Linked DNA regions of Homo sapiens: region 2 is linked to region 1. Evidence: chromatin contacts called from ENCODE Hi-C data. All regions are on one chromosome and are shown on one strand. The core of a region is the stretch at or near the end of the contact, and the rest is flanking DNA. Distances in the headings are between cores, read along the strand shown. Region 1 holds the start of DDX60 (DExD/H-box helicase 60). Region 2 overlaps NEK1 (NIMA related kinase 1).

Region 1 (7,633 bases), core at 4,867-7,366:
GGCTATGAAACAGATAGGTAGATACACACATGATTTATGGATAGATAGTAGATAGATTGATTGATATAGATAGATATAGATGATGGATACACAGATAGATAGATAGATAGATATGATAGAGAGAGAGAGATTCCTATTCCATGATAGTAAGGAACATATAATGGTGATGCACATGCTGATATTAAATATTACAATAATAATGCAAGGAAGTATATGACTGTAATGACAAATAAGTTTAAAGAAAAATGGAATTACTGTGGGCTGGGGAGTTTAGGGACCCTTAATGGAGACACGAGCGTAAGTATGGTCTCTCACTCACTCAGTTACTATCTTATTTCAAAGATTATAGAGTATCTACACTTTACAAAACATTGTACTTGCTGAAACATATGCAAATATGCATGAAGCATGATTCTCTCCTTGTACAACCCAGTGTAAGTTGAAAGATAACTAAGTGACACACTACATCTAATTTGCTGTGTTCTAGCAGAAATGGCACAGGAAGCCATTAGAGAATTGAGAGGGAGTTCCTAAATCAGAATGAAGGGATCAGGGTCCTGTGTTCTGAGGTTTCAAGAACAGGTTGAAAAGATGATGAAGACTTATGAAAGCATGTTGGGGAAAGTGAGAGATATAGAGAATTACTTTTCAGGTAGCAAAATCAGCATCAGTTTAATGCATAAAGTTGTGAAACTACATGACAAGTTTGAGATCCTATGGGTTGTTCTACATGGCATAGGACAGGGTGACTCATTGGAGATGACATTGGAAAGGTAGGTTAGAACCAGACTATAATGGGTCTTGTGCCCAGGTCAGGAGATTAGGTATTTTCAAAAAACTCTCTGTCACCCATTTCATGCAATCCTCCACCTCACTAACTGTGCATTGGCCATACTATCTTTCTTCAACTCTCCAAATTGTACCAAGCTCAAATGGAAAAAAATGGGTCAGTGAGAACTGAACAGGCAAGAGAGAATTAACCCCAAGTATATTACAGAAAACTTCAGAAAGGATAGCATCAGATTCTACAAGATGAAATAAGTTAATTTACAGGTTCCCAGATGTTCACGATGCTCTTAGAGTCTCAGGAATTTTTTTATGCCACTCCTAGGACAAAATCAATAGCTAACCGTTTCATTTATTAAGTAGTTAGATACAAACAAATTAATAACTATTTATGTCCTGACAACTTAGAAATTGTTTTAAGAAATAATATACATAGATTAAAAGGAATAATATAGTTTTTATAATGAAATATAACTATGACTGAGACGTGAGTGCCCGTTAAACACTGTGAAACTTTCAGCAATAGCTATGGTGACAAAATAAAACTGCGTTAATGGGCAATCCCTCCTTAATTTGACAATCAAGGGATTCCGTAGCCTGCCTATGGGAAGTTTGAGATCCTACAGGTTGCTCTGCATGACATAGGACAGGGTATGCAAGACAATGCGTGTAAAGCCTAATAGGCTTTCCTCTTACATGCCCTATACTAAAGTAGGCTTACACACCCTAGGCTTTCCTCTTATATACCCTATACTAGAGCTACCCTATTAACCTCTGCCCCAACACATGCACGCCCTAACACCTAAACAGAATTCACAGTCATTATCCCCACTTCTCTGTCATTTAAGGGAGAGACATGCTAGAGATCCAGCCACCTGTAGTAACTAATGATTGAACACTCACACACACACACACACACACAAATTAGTACCAATAGACATTTGAGGCACACAAAAAAAGCAAAAATAAGAAACCAGATGAATAAGCATGATGCAGAGACAGAAAAGACCTTCAAAATTTTCTAATTACTGCTTTCAAAGAATTAAAAATATTTCTCATAAAATAGTAACAGGCTGCTAGAGAGAGAGAAAGAGAAAAAGAAAGCATGCAAGTATTCGTACACATTTAAAACATAATTTTACAAGGAAGAAAGTCATTGCAGAACAATAAAATGAGCATGCTGGAATTTTTAGTCAGTGATCTGTAGGGTTAAAGTCCAGGAAATTTTGTAAAGGATAAAAGTAAAAGACAAAGAGATGAAAAAATTCTAAAAATACTAAAATATCCAGGAATAAGTCAATAAGCTCTTTCTCCCCCTACTAATATTTCTAGTAGGAGATAACTAAGATTCCAAAATGAGTGGGGATAAAAATAATCAAAGATATATACTTAAACTAATATACTAATATTAGACTAGAACTAAAGAACAACATAATGTGTTTAGATTGAAATGTTTCTCTAACTACTGAGTAGAAATAATGACAAAAGAGAAAACTACGCCTAGGCACAACTTGTTAAAATTGCAGAGCTCCAAGAATAAAGAGAAAGACAGAAAAGGTACAAAGAAATGGAAGTCAGGCCATATGAGAACTGGTTTAAGAAATGAACACTGTTGGCCGACTACTTGCATTTTAATCTTGGTTCTGAAATATACTATAGTTCTATAAGCTTAGACAAGGTATTTACCATCTCTGAGTTTCAATTTACTTATCTATAAAATTGGAACAATAATATTACTCACCTCTGATTGTGTTTTCAAGCTACTTAAATGTATGAACTGATGGATACGAATTGATTAAAATAATACCTGGCACACAGAATTAATTAAAATAAGCAACATTCCTGGATGTTTTGATAAAATAAAGCACTTTCAGATTTCTAAAGGGAAAATAATTTGAACTTAGAATTCTGCATCTAAATAGTGATTCAATTCATGGAGGAGGCAAAAAGATGTAATTAGACTTCTAAGAAGTCATAAATTTCACCAACCATATATCCTTTTTTTATTTTAAGTTCTGAAATACATGTGCAGAACATGCAGGTTTGTTACATAGATATACATGTGCCATGGTGGTTTGCTGCACCTATCAACCCGTCATCCAGGTTTTAAGCACCTCATGCATTAGGTATTTGACCTAATGCTCTCCCTCCCTTTGCCCCCAACCCTCCGACAAGCCCCAGTGTGTGAGGTTCCCCTCCCTGTGTCCATGTGCTCTCATTGTTCCACTCCCACTTATGAGTGAGAACATGTGGTGTTTGGTTTTCTGTTCCTGTGTTAGTTTGCTGAGAATGATGGCTTCCAGCTTTATTCATGTCCCTGCAAAGGACACGAACTCATTCTTTTTTATGGCTGCATAGTGTTCCATGGGGTATATGTGCCACATTTTCTTTATCCAGCCTATCATTAATGGGTATTTGGGTTGGTTCCAAGTCTTTGCTATTGTAAATAGTGCTGCAATCAACATACATGTGCATGTGTCTTTACAGTAGAATGATTTATAATCCTTTGGGTATATACCCAGTAATGGGATTGCTGGGTCGAATAGTATTTCTGGTTCTAGATCCTTGAGGAATGGCCACGCTGTCTTCCAAAATGCCAACTATATATCTTAAATGATAATTTTATTTAAAGAGATAATACAGAAAATTGGGGAAAACCCATCAAGAATGAAGACAATCAAAAAACCATGAAACTTTGTGTGATTTAGAAAAGTTAAAGGAAGCTATAAAGAAAAACAAGAGAACCCATGGTACTTCGAATTTACAAAAGTCTATTTCAAACAGTAATTTTAACAACATAGAACTACATGTCTTAGCCTAGCAATTCCTAGATTGCTTCTACACTGAGTAATGTGTACATACTCATAATTTTGTCACTGCTGTTTACTTCTTTTTTACTGTTGACTCAACATACAAACAAATCACAAGAATCAAAGTCACAAACTGCTGTAAAATATGATAAACCTTGACAGTATGAAAATAATAATATAATTAACCAACTTGGCAGTTCACAAAGGGATGAATGAAAGAAAAATAAATATGAATGCTAAATTCTTCATCTTTCACAGCAGGATGTCCAGCAATAGCATCTGAAGACAATATATGAAAAAAAATAATGGTTTATGGAATCAAGAAATTATCCTGCTTTTCTTCTAAGTACTGCACCATCGCATTACCAAAGAGTAGATACAAGAGTGATTCATTTCTAGAAATAATGCAGCTAATAAACACAGAAGGAATGATAGAATTAGAATATCACCATTTTACAACTCCTAATGAATTAACAGATCTTGGTATTTTTAAACGATAGCACAACAAAAATAGAGGCAAGTGTCCACACCATCAGTGAAGTATTGTAGTTCTCCCAGCCAAAAAAAAAAGAAACCCAAAACTTGGGAGGCCAAGGCGGGCAGATCACCTGAGGTCGGGAGTTCGAGACCAGACTGGCCAACATGGTGAAACCCCATCTCTACTAAAAATGCAAACATTAGCTGGGCATGGTGACAGTCACCTGTAATCCCAGCTACTTGGGAGGCTGAGGTAGAAGAATCGCTTGAACCTGGGAGGCAGAGGTTGCAGTGAACTGAGATCAAGCCACTGCATTCCAGCCTGGGCAAAAGAGCAAGACTCCGTCTCAAAAAAAAAAAAAAAAAAAGAAGAAGAAGAAAAAAAAGAAAACCTGAATCTGATCAAAACGCTAGTAGTAATGATTAATTTACAAGAAATTTAGAGGCCAGCAAAATATGTTAAATGACACCACAGGGATTAGGACACATACACACACACACACATAAACACACACCCAACAGGACACACACATACAAAAACAAACAATCATAAGACCACAAATCTTACAAACGAATAAATTAAAAGGGGATGAAAGAAATTGCAAGAACCTTATAAGGCTTATCCTCCAATCACAGTAGTGTCAGAACCATATTCTGATTCAAACAATCTTAAAAAGGAAGAAGAAAAGAAGAAGGGAGGAAGAGAAATGGAAAAGAGAAAAAAGGAGGGAAGAGGAAAGGCGCAAAGGGGAGGTAAAGAGGAAAAAAATGGGGGCAAGGGAAGGGAAAGGAAATCATGGATTCTGTATTGGAACAGAATGGTGGAGCTACTTGATGAAAGGCATCAAGCTCCTGAAACCCTGCCTGGAGAAGAGCTGGTGGGTTAAAATGGCTTCCAGTACCCGGTATAACCCTCTCCCCTTGAGTGTGGACAGGACCTGTGAATTTAATGGCATAGTCTCTTTAATGATTCGGTTATATTATGTAAGACTTCATCATAGTAGACTCGGGAGATTCCCCCAAAGAGGCTTATACCTTCTTTAAAGGTACCCTATACCTTCTTTAACGGTATAAGCCACCTTGTTGTGAGAAGGCCACTGTAGCTAAGATCTCAGGGTGAAATCTAAAGACATGGGAACCCCCAGCCAACAGCCAGCAAGAAAGCAGGTAACCTCAGTCCTTTAGCTGCAAGAAACTGAATTCTTCCAACAACCTGAATGAGCATCCATGGTGTCCCATGAGGCCACAGCTCTGACACCTTGATTTCAGCTCGATGAGATGCTGAACAGAGAACTCACTTTACCCATGCCTGGGCTTCTGATCCACAGCAATTGTAAAATAATAAACTTGTAATGTTTTAAGCCACTATACCTGCCCCTTGACCAGGAATAAATTAAGTTACTGGAGTAGGAAATAAATTTCTATTGTCTTAAGCCACTGAAATTTAAGGGTGCACAGAAATTACCTGGGGGAATCTTATTAATAAACGCAGATTCTGATTCTACAAGTCTGGAGCAGGGATTGAAGGTGGAAGCTTCTTGCTGCTGTCAATGTACAGGTTTTACTGGCTGTGCTTAGATATGATGTCCCTTAATTTCTCCTCAACCTCCATTACCCAGCTCCCACCTTTGACGGGGACTCCTTAAATGCCTAACTAAGCACTCCTCTCTGTCTCAGACTTCAGGCCTTTCGCGGTTGTCCCTTTCCTCCGCCCCTCCCCACGCCCGGCCTTCCGGGCCAGCAGGGGGCCCGTGCGCCACGGCCTTGCGATCCCAGGAGGTTCCCCAGATTCCCGCGCCCCGAGCCCAGCACTCCTGGGCCACCTCCCTGTCCGGTCCGTTGAAGAAGACCTAGAACTCCCGCTAGACAGCTCCGCCCCAGGCTCTTCCCAAGGGACATCCCCGGCTCCTCACCGCGGACTCAGGACCGGTGGTGTCCAAAGACCCGCGAGCTGCGCGCCCCGCGGGGAGGGAGTGAAACAGAGACCTAGCGCAGAGCCCAGGTGGAAGTTCCAGGTTACCCCAGACCTGGCCTAGGACTCGGCGCTCTGAGCCACCGCAGCCAGTCTTTTATGCATCCGGCGGGAGTTTCGGTTTCCTTTCTCCTCTCAGAAGCACTTAGGTTTCAGTTTCCCTTCAGCACGAATTAGGCGAGGCACTTTCGTGGAAAGTTTAGCATCCTTCCCTTCAATCAGAATCTTAAGAAGGGGAGCATGGCGAGACGTTAGTTAAAAGGTATGAAGTTACAATAGCTAGGAAGAACCAGTTCTGGTATTCTATTCTGCAGTAGGGTGTGTATAGTTAACAATAATGCATATTTCAAAATAGCTAGAAGAGAGAATTTTGAATATTCTCATCACAAAGAAATAGTAAAGTTTTGAGGTAATAGATGGGCTAATTATCCTGATTTGATCATCACACAATGTATACATGTATTGAAACGTCACATTGTACCCCAAAAATATATACAATTATTATGCGTCAATTAAAAATAAAATGAAACTAAAAAAAACCTTAAAAGAGAGAGACAAAGGCAATAAAAATGGGCTTTGGAATTTGGGCATAAATATAGAGTAAATTGAGGCAGAAAAATTTGTAACATCTAAACAAGATAAAATCAAGAAGAGTTAGAATTTAGAAATTGATAAAATGTAAAAGACACTGTGGAATCTGAAACCCCACAATGAAATTGGAGATCTTGCTGCTTCTACTTGTATGCAAAAAGAAAAAAGAAAGTATGTAACAATACATGAACTTTGAGTTTCTGTTATGAGAAGCTGATGATTACTGTTCTGTATAAACTGTAATTGGTACTTTCATGGGCCAAGAATCAACATTAAAAAATAAATTGAAAATGCAGAATGGTCACATTTATTTGTGCCTCAAATTGATGAAATGTTCTCTTAATTTTTGCCTGTTGATACTTGCAGTGTGGGTTTCGATACTCATCTCCTTTCCTTTCAGTGCCCTCGTATGCTTGATTTCATTAATGCTATAAATATGCATTCATATATTGGAAATAGAAGAGGGTGTGGAGGAAAGACAGCAGTGAATTTGGGTAATCAGCATGATAAGAAGCCACAGGCTGCTTTGTCTACAAGGAAAGGAAAGAGCCAAGGTCCAGGCACTGCTCCACAGGGAACACAGAACAGAGAGAGTAGTGAATGATACTTTGTCTTGTGAAAAATTAGAGAGTCAAGTTGTTAAAAGAGGGGGATATGGGGAAGGAGGACATTTCTCACATCCATCAGACAATTACTTGTTTATTCATTTGTTTAGAAATTCACGTGTTTGTTAGTGATGAGATTAAGAAAGAAAATAAAAGACTCTAGAATTTAACACATGATTGGTCTTAAATCAGCCAATATTCCTGTCTCCTTCACTGTGATCTCTGATGTACCTGCCTGGGGTAGGCTGAATAATACCCTGCACTCCTCCCTCCAAAAGAGGCCAAAATCCTAATTCCTGGAACCTATGAATACAGTAACTTTCATAGCAAAAGTAACTTTGCAAAATAGATTAAATAAGAATCTTTAGAAGAGGAGATTACCCCTTACCCGG
Region 2 (7,177 bases), core at 1,426-3,925, 1.1 Mb after region 1:
GACAGCTATCAACTGGATAAGCCCTTCATGTTCACAGTACTCCTTGATAGACTAGTAAGTCCCCCCACCTACTCCCCCATGGCTTTGGAGGCTTTTTTCCCTATAGATTTATTTATTCTCATTTTTCCTTTTCATATTTTAAACAATACAAATGATTTTTTTTATTTCAATAGTTTTTGAGGTAAAGGTGATTTTTGGTTACATGGATACGTTCTTCAGTGGTGATTTCTGATATTGGTGCACGCAACACCCGAGCAGTGTACACTGTACCCAACGTGCAGTCTTTTATCCCTCATCTACCTCTCACCCTTCCCCCCTTGAGTCGCCGAAGTCCATTACATCACTCTTATGCCTTTGGGTCTTCACAGCTTAGCTCCCACTTATCAATGAGAACATACGCTATTTGGTTTTCTATTTCTGAGTTACTTCACTTAGAATAATGGCCTCCAGCTCCATCCAAGTTGCTGCAAAAGACATTATTTCATTCCTTTTTATGGCTGAGTAGTCTTCCAAGGTACGTATATTCCACGTTTTCTTTATTCACTCGTTGGTTGATGGGCAGTTAGGTCGTTTCCATATCTTTGCAATTGCAAATTGTGCTGCTATAAACATGGGTGTGTGTGTGTCTTTTTCATATAATGACTTCTTTTCCTTTGGGTAGATACCCAGTGGTGGGATTGCTGGATCGAATGGTAGTTCTACCTTTAGCTCTTTAAGGAAACTCCATACTGTGTTCCATAGTGGTTGTACTAATTTACATTCCCACTAGCAGTGTAAAAGTGTTCCCTTTTCACCACATCCAAGCCAACATCTATTGTTTTACTTATTGTTTTTCTTTTTTTTGAGACAGAGTCTTGCTCTGTCCCCAGGCTGGAGTGCAGTGGCGCGATCTCGGCTCACTGCAAGCTCCGCCTCCCGGGTTCACGCCATTCTCTTGCCTCAGCCTCCTGAGTAGCTGGGACTACAGGCGCCCTACACCACGCCCAGCTAATTTTTTGTATTTTTAGTAGAGACGGGGTTTCACCATGTTAGCCAGGATGGTCTCGATCTCCTGACCTCATGATCTGCCCGTCTTGGCCTCCCAAAGTGCTGGGATTACAGGCGTGAGCCACCGCGCCCGGCCACTTACCTGTTTTTGGACTTCTTAATTATGGCCATTCTTGGCCGGGTGCAGTGGCTCACTCACACCTGCAATCCCAGCACTTTGGGAGGCCGAGGCAGATGGATCACTTGAGGTCAGGAGTTTGAGACTACCCTGGCTAACATGGTGAAACTCTGTCTCTATTAAAAACACAAAAATCTGCCAGTGTGGTGGCATGCGCCTGTAATCCCAGCTACTTGGGAGGCTGAGGCAGGAGAATTGCTTAAACCTAGGAGGCGGAGGTTGTAGTGAGCCGAGATCACACCACTGCACTCCAGCCTGGGCGACAGAGCGAGACTTTGTCTCAAAAAATAAAGAAAAGAAAAGAAAAAATTACGGCCGTTCTTGCAGGTGTAAGGTGGTATCTCATTGTGGCTTTAATATGCATTTCCCTGATGATTAGTGATGTTGAGCAGTTTTTCATATGTTTCTTGTTTATATTCTTTTCAGAAATGTCTATTAATGCCCTTTGCTCACTTTTTGATGGGATTGTTTTTTTCTTATTTGTTTGAGTTCCTGGTAGATTCTGAATAGTAGACTGGTAAGTTTGAAACAGGTTATTCATCTTTGGTCAAGAGAATTTTATAAAAGAACACTTTCAGTTCTATAATTCTGATTCTACTATTTCTATGTTGTTTAAACAATATTCTATAGTTTTAATATCCACAAAAAGAACTCTTTCTGAAAATAACAGCTCATCTATAACACACTGGCTGAGATCTTCATGTACAGTATTTTTTTTTTCAAGATTGTTACATGATAATTTACACATCTAGCATTTGGTACCATTATAAGTTCAAACAGGAGTACCAAATTTTAGGAAACCTTAAAATGTTTCCTTCAGTTTTTATTGCTGGTTAGTTCTATTTTTTTTCAAAGATGTAGAGAAACATATAACATAGTGAATGAATTCAGTATTACTTGCATTAACAGAACTTCAACTAAAAAATTCTACTCATAGTAATTCTAATACACTCTTTGAGCTCCAGTATTTTTCATATAAAATCAGGAAGTAGTAGTATTCTAGTTACACTACCAAATGTCTTATGATGGACACATTCTTTTAGCCTCTGTTTACTGCAATTAAATGCTGCTGCTGCTCTCTAAGAATAACCACTGTGAATATCTGCTTACTTCAACCGATACATCAGGCTCAAAATGGATTTAAAACATTAATTTAAAACTTAGGAACACTTCCCAAAGACAAAAATTACGGACATTATCTAATAATGGAATACTTTAACAAATCAAAAGACATCTAAGGTACATGTGCTATTTATGTGAATTATACATTCATCATTTTTTGCCACTTTGCATTTGCTTTAACAAGAAATTCTCAAGTTTTCATAAAGCAGATCATTTTTTTGTCCCACTCCCTATCCACAGAACACATCTGGTCTCTCTCCATCCCTTATTCACTATCCCCTAAAGTGAAGAAACACGAGCTGACTGAAGGCAAATTTGCAAGAGGGCACTGACAGTAAAGTGTGTGTCCTTCCTGTTCTCTTTCTCAGATCTGCCTGCCACAGAGTGTGTGCGTGCGTATCCTGTTTCCCTTCTGTTGCCTTGTGGTGAGCACAAATAGCTCAGGCCTACGCCTGCTTTCTAGGGACAAGATAGGTCTCACTCTCAGTCTTCCTGCTACTGGAGCTTGATGGATATAAAGCTCTTATTGTGGGTTAAGAAAGTTTGTTCTTCAGATTCCAAGGACTAGTCACAGGAGGAAAATATTGAGAGGCATGATTTTAAGCCAAACCTAAGGCCACATTTTCCAGTAGAGCTTTATCAAAAATAAAACTGATATTATGATCTTTATCTGACTCTATTTTTTTTTTTTTTTTAGTCTCAGTGGTCATGACTGACTGACTTATATTTTATTTTTGAGATGGTGTCTCGCTCTTGCTGCCCAGGCTGGAGTGCAATGATGCAATCTCGGCTCACTGCAGCCTCTGCCTCCTGGGTTCAAGCGACTTTCGGGCCTCAGCCTCCAGAGTAGCTGGGATTACAGGCATGTGCCGCCACACCTGGCTAATTTTGTATTTTTAGTAGAGATGGGGTTTCACCATGTTGGCCAGGCTGGTCTCAAACTCCTGACCTCAGGTGTTCCACCTGCCTCGGCCTCCCACAGTGCTGAGATTACAGGCGTGAGTCACTGCACACCGCCATGACTGACTTTTATGTCATTTTAACTGGCTGCAAATGAAGTGGAGTTAGCAGGTAATTCTCTATCTCAACCTACTTCAGATTTCATGGGATTATAAATTAATCAAATCTTGAAAATGTTACTATTTTTAAAAATTCCATTGGAAAAATATATTGATAATTTCCCTTTATAAAATCACAACAAATGCAAAGTTTTGATTTGAATCTTTACAAACCTATGTTGGCCTACAGACCATTCACTGCATTATGAAGGCATGTATCCCAGCCAGGAGTAACCTCTGAGGAATACCTTCATACCTGACTAGCAGGCTCCAGATAAGGAGGAGAAATGGGGCTCATGTACACAAACTTTCTTCACTAGCCTTGCTTCAATTTTTCCAATTATTTATGATCATGTATTTTATCATTTATATTCTCCAATTAGAATGGCTCCATGAGCAGAGGATTTTTGTCTGTTTTCCTCACTACTGTTAACTCTAGCATTTAGAGTGGTACCTGGCACATAGCAGATATTTAATAAATATTTGTTGACTAAATGAATCTGCCTTACAATAGCTTGACTCAGAGTGAGAATTTGTGGGCAACTCCACAAATTCATCCTGTATCCACTTGTGAGGACAACCAAACAGGCTTAACCAGTTTGTACTTTTAAAGAAACAGTTGTTCTTTAGAGAAGAATACAAGACTGTATCACTGGCTTTAAACTGCTTATCACCTGTCCTACCTTTGTTTCTTCTGAAGGTGGAACAGTGTTTCCCTAGACTGATTTCTACTTTTAAAAGCCTCCTTGTAAAAGGCTTTTAATCAAAACCCATCACTGATGAATTCTCCCTAACAGGACAAAGAAAAGGAAAGCTTTATGGTAGAGAATGAACTTTAAACCATGCTTCACCATTATCTTCTACTATTGGACTTCTTTGGCCTGCCTATACCTTTATCAAAACAAAGCTAGATTTGGTAAGGTACAAAGCAACCACATGTAAAAAGTCCCTAACTGATGAATACATTCTATCCACTGATAGAATTTATTGGGCATTAACCATGTATTAGATGCTGAGGATATAATGGTGATTGAAAATAGATCCAGTCTTTGCCTTATGATACTTTTAGGGAAGAAAAATATCCTGACTCTGGGAATTCTGAACATAGAAAAGTTATCACCACAAGACTAGAGAACAGTTGTGGCAACAGAAAGGAGAAAGGCTTATCTACGTTTCAGGAGCCATAGGTCTCTGCTGGAATAAGACTGAGAGGGGTGGTGGGGGGAGGGAGGGAGGAAGAGAGAGGAAGAAAGAGAGGGAAAGAGGGAGGCAAGGAGAGAGGCAAGGGAGATTGAGATTGAATGTCTCTTTGATGGAGTTCACTTAATGAACAAATATAAGGACCCAAACTTTTCAGACTGTTCTGATTTGTGGGCTATAAACTCTACCTTCTGTTCACTTAACATCATAGGTGTGTGGTGTTAATTTAGTTTATGTCACTTTTTTTTTAAAGCAACTCTTTACTCCTTCAAACTATAGTTATTAATATTTAAATAGTACAGCTAATTTTTTTTTTTTTTGAGACAGGGTCACGCTCTGTCATCCAGGCTGGAGCGTGACGGCATGAACACGGCTTACTGCAGCCTTGACTTCCTGGGCTCAAGCGATCCTCCCATCTCTGCCTCCGAAGCAGCTGGGACTAGAGGTGGGTGTGTGCCACCATGCTTGGCTAATTTTAAAATGTTTTTGTAGAGGTGGGGGCTAACTATGTTGCTCAGGCTGCTCTCAAACTCCTGGGTTCAAGTGATCCTCCTGCCTCGGCCTCCCAAATACACCTAAATTTTATGCCACATTCCTCTACAACAAATTCCAAAGTTTTCCAGGCAAGTTTTCATATAAGATGGCAATGCAGGAAGTACTTCACCACAGGCAACAGTTATTTTATGAATAAATAAGTGATAAAGTACAAATTTAAATGACCTTTAATCAGTCTTTGTCTCTGTGTGAGAAACTAGATCAGTCACCTCATGTCACTAATACGTCCTTCAAAATCTATACTGATCCACCATGTACTTCACCTCTCTGCATTGTAATTTCCTCATCCGTAAAATGGAGACAACAGTATTAATGGCCAGGTGCGATGGCTCACGCCTGTAATCCTAGAACTTTGGGAAGCCGAGGTGGGCAGATCGCTTGAGGTCAGGAGTTCAAGATGAGCCTGGGCTACACGGTGAAACTCCGTCTCCACTAAAAATACAAAAATTAGCTGGGCATGGTGGTGGGTGCCTGTAATCCCAGCTGCTTGGGAGGCTGAGGCAGAAGAATCACCTGAACCCAGAGGGCAGAGGTTGCAGTGAGCCAAGATTGTGCCACTGCACTGCAGCCTGGGTGACAGGGTGAGACTCAGTCTGAACAAAAACAGTATTTGTCACATAGGGTCACTGTGAGAAGTAACTATATGTCAAGCAGCTAGAACAGTATATAGAATACTATTCATACTATTAGCCAGCTACTATTACACTAATAATTAGTATACTTTTATTAGATGGTAGTTCATAGCTACTTCCCAAGACAAAAAATATTAATAATTGTGAACAATGCAAGGCTGTTTTCTGATCTAGAATCTATTTGCTTAAATTTTAATGAGTTACAGTCATACATCCTACTAGTAACAACAGAAAGGTCAGTATAATCTGTATTACTCTGATAATATGGTCTTAAATTTGGTACTTCTTTTTTATTACCACCAAGAAGTAAACCTCATATTAGTAATCTCTTTCCAAAATTTTATTGGTTGTTATCCAATAACCCTATATAGAAAATTAACTTGTTTAATATTTATGAATGTATTTGACAAAGTGTTCATAATTGTAATTCATCAGAAAGGCACAGCACTCAAAATTAGACATTCCTTTGAAGCATTATTAATATTTTTAGTGGTCAAGGAGGGTTGACATATAACATACTTTAAACACTTTCCAGGCTGCAATTAGGTCAACTGTGATCTGTGGCAGTATTTCTCAAGTGGGGAATGTGGACCACCAGCAGCAGAATTACTTACGGTGTGTGCCAAAAATGCATATTCCTGACCTCTGCTCCAGATATATTAAAACAAATACCTTTAGCTGTGAGGTGTAAGAATCTGTATTTTAGACAAACATTCTTCACGGTACCCACATTAAAATTCTAGAGTTAAGGCTATATGGTTTAAAACAAACTGATCATTAATCAATGGTGAATGAACAAAATGGTGAATGAACAAAAAAGTTTTCATGAAGAAGTTCTAGTTTTGATTAAAAATTGCTCTGTAACCTACTTTAACAAAAATAGCTGGCCACCTAACCAAACTAGAGTCTGAGTTACAGTCATTTTCCATTATAGGTTATCAATTGTATCACCGCCTCATTGGATTTCAAAGTTATCAACCAACAACATAGAGCACTGCATGGCATGCCTTTGCAGTGCCATCCACTGAATAATCTATTAAAAGCTATATTGCAAAATGTGACTCTTTCAAAGACAAACAGCTAATTCATTTGGTAATCTAGAATCTGTCCTTATGTAAACAAAAGCATGAGAAAACAACAATTTTAGACTATTTAATTTTGACCTTTCACAAACTAACCTTCAGTGATCTCCAAGTGTGATACCTCATTTTAGTAAGTCACTTTATAGCTACCTTATAAAATCATCTACTGTATTTACAGTAGAAGTAGTACTGAAGTTATCATAGGTTACAGAATTTATTGGCTGTTACAGAAAACTCCAGTAGAGAAATCCCTTACAGAGGGAAGAAGCAAGGAAAGCATTTATTCCCCTGAACAATTTATATATTTCTCTCCTCTGGGGAATATGGCATAGTTTATAATTCTCTTTTCATTTTGACTATCAT

Evidence for each region. Hi-C counts contacts between places; a loop is a spot of excess contacts on that map. Pooled maps may share reads with other maps.
Region 2: a pooled map shows a loop between it and region 1 (5-fold over the local background). The contact joins the enhancer-like site here to the promoter of DDX60 in region 1. A Hi-C loop is called at or near these places in 5 of 50 pooled maps.

What each region holds. Positions count from the first base shown.
Region 1 is chr4:168,312,636-168,320,268 of GRCh38, forward strand. DDX60 (DExD/H-box helicase 60) reads right to left here and starts at 6,117. Exons shown (of 38, transcript NM_017631.6): 1 at 5,987-6,117. RefSeq lists an enhancer at 6,051-6,380.
Region 2 is chr4:169,408,321-169,415,497 of GRCh38, forward strand. All of the region lies in intron 31 of NEK1 (NIMA related kinase 1), which reads right to left. Among named protein-coding and RNA genes, the nearest start is that of SH3RF1, 140 kb to the left of the region's middle. RefSeq lists an enhancer at 2,602-2,791. Within about 2 kb of position 2,676, at least 3 of the 41 ENCODE cell types and tissues checked have a DNase peak (open chromatin) inside an H3K27ac peak, as active enhancers do.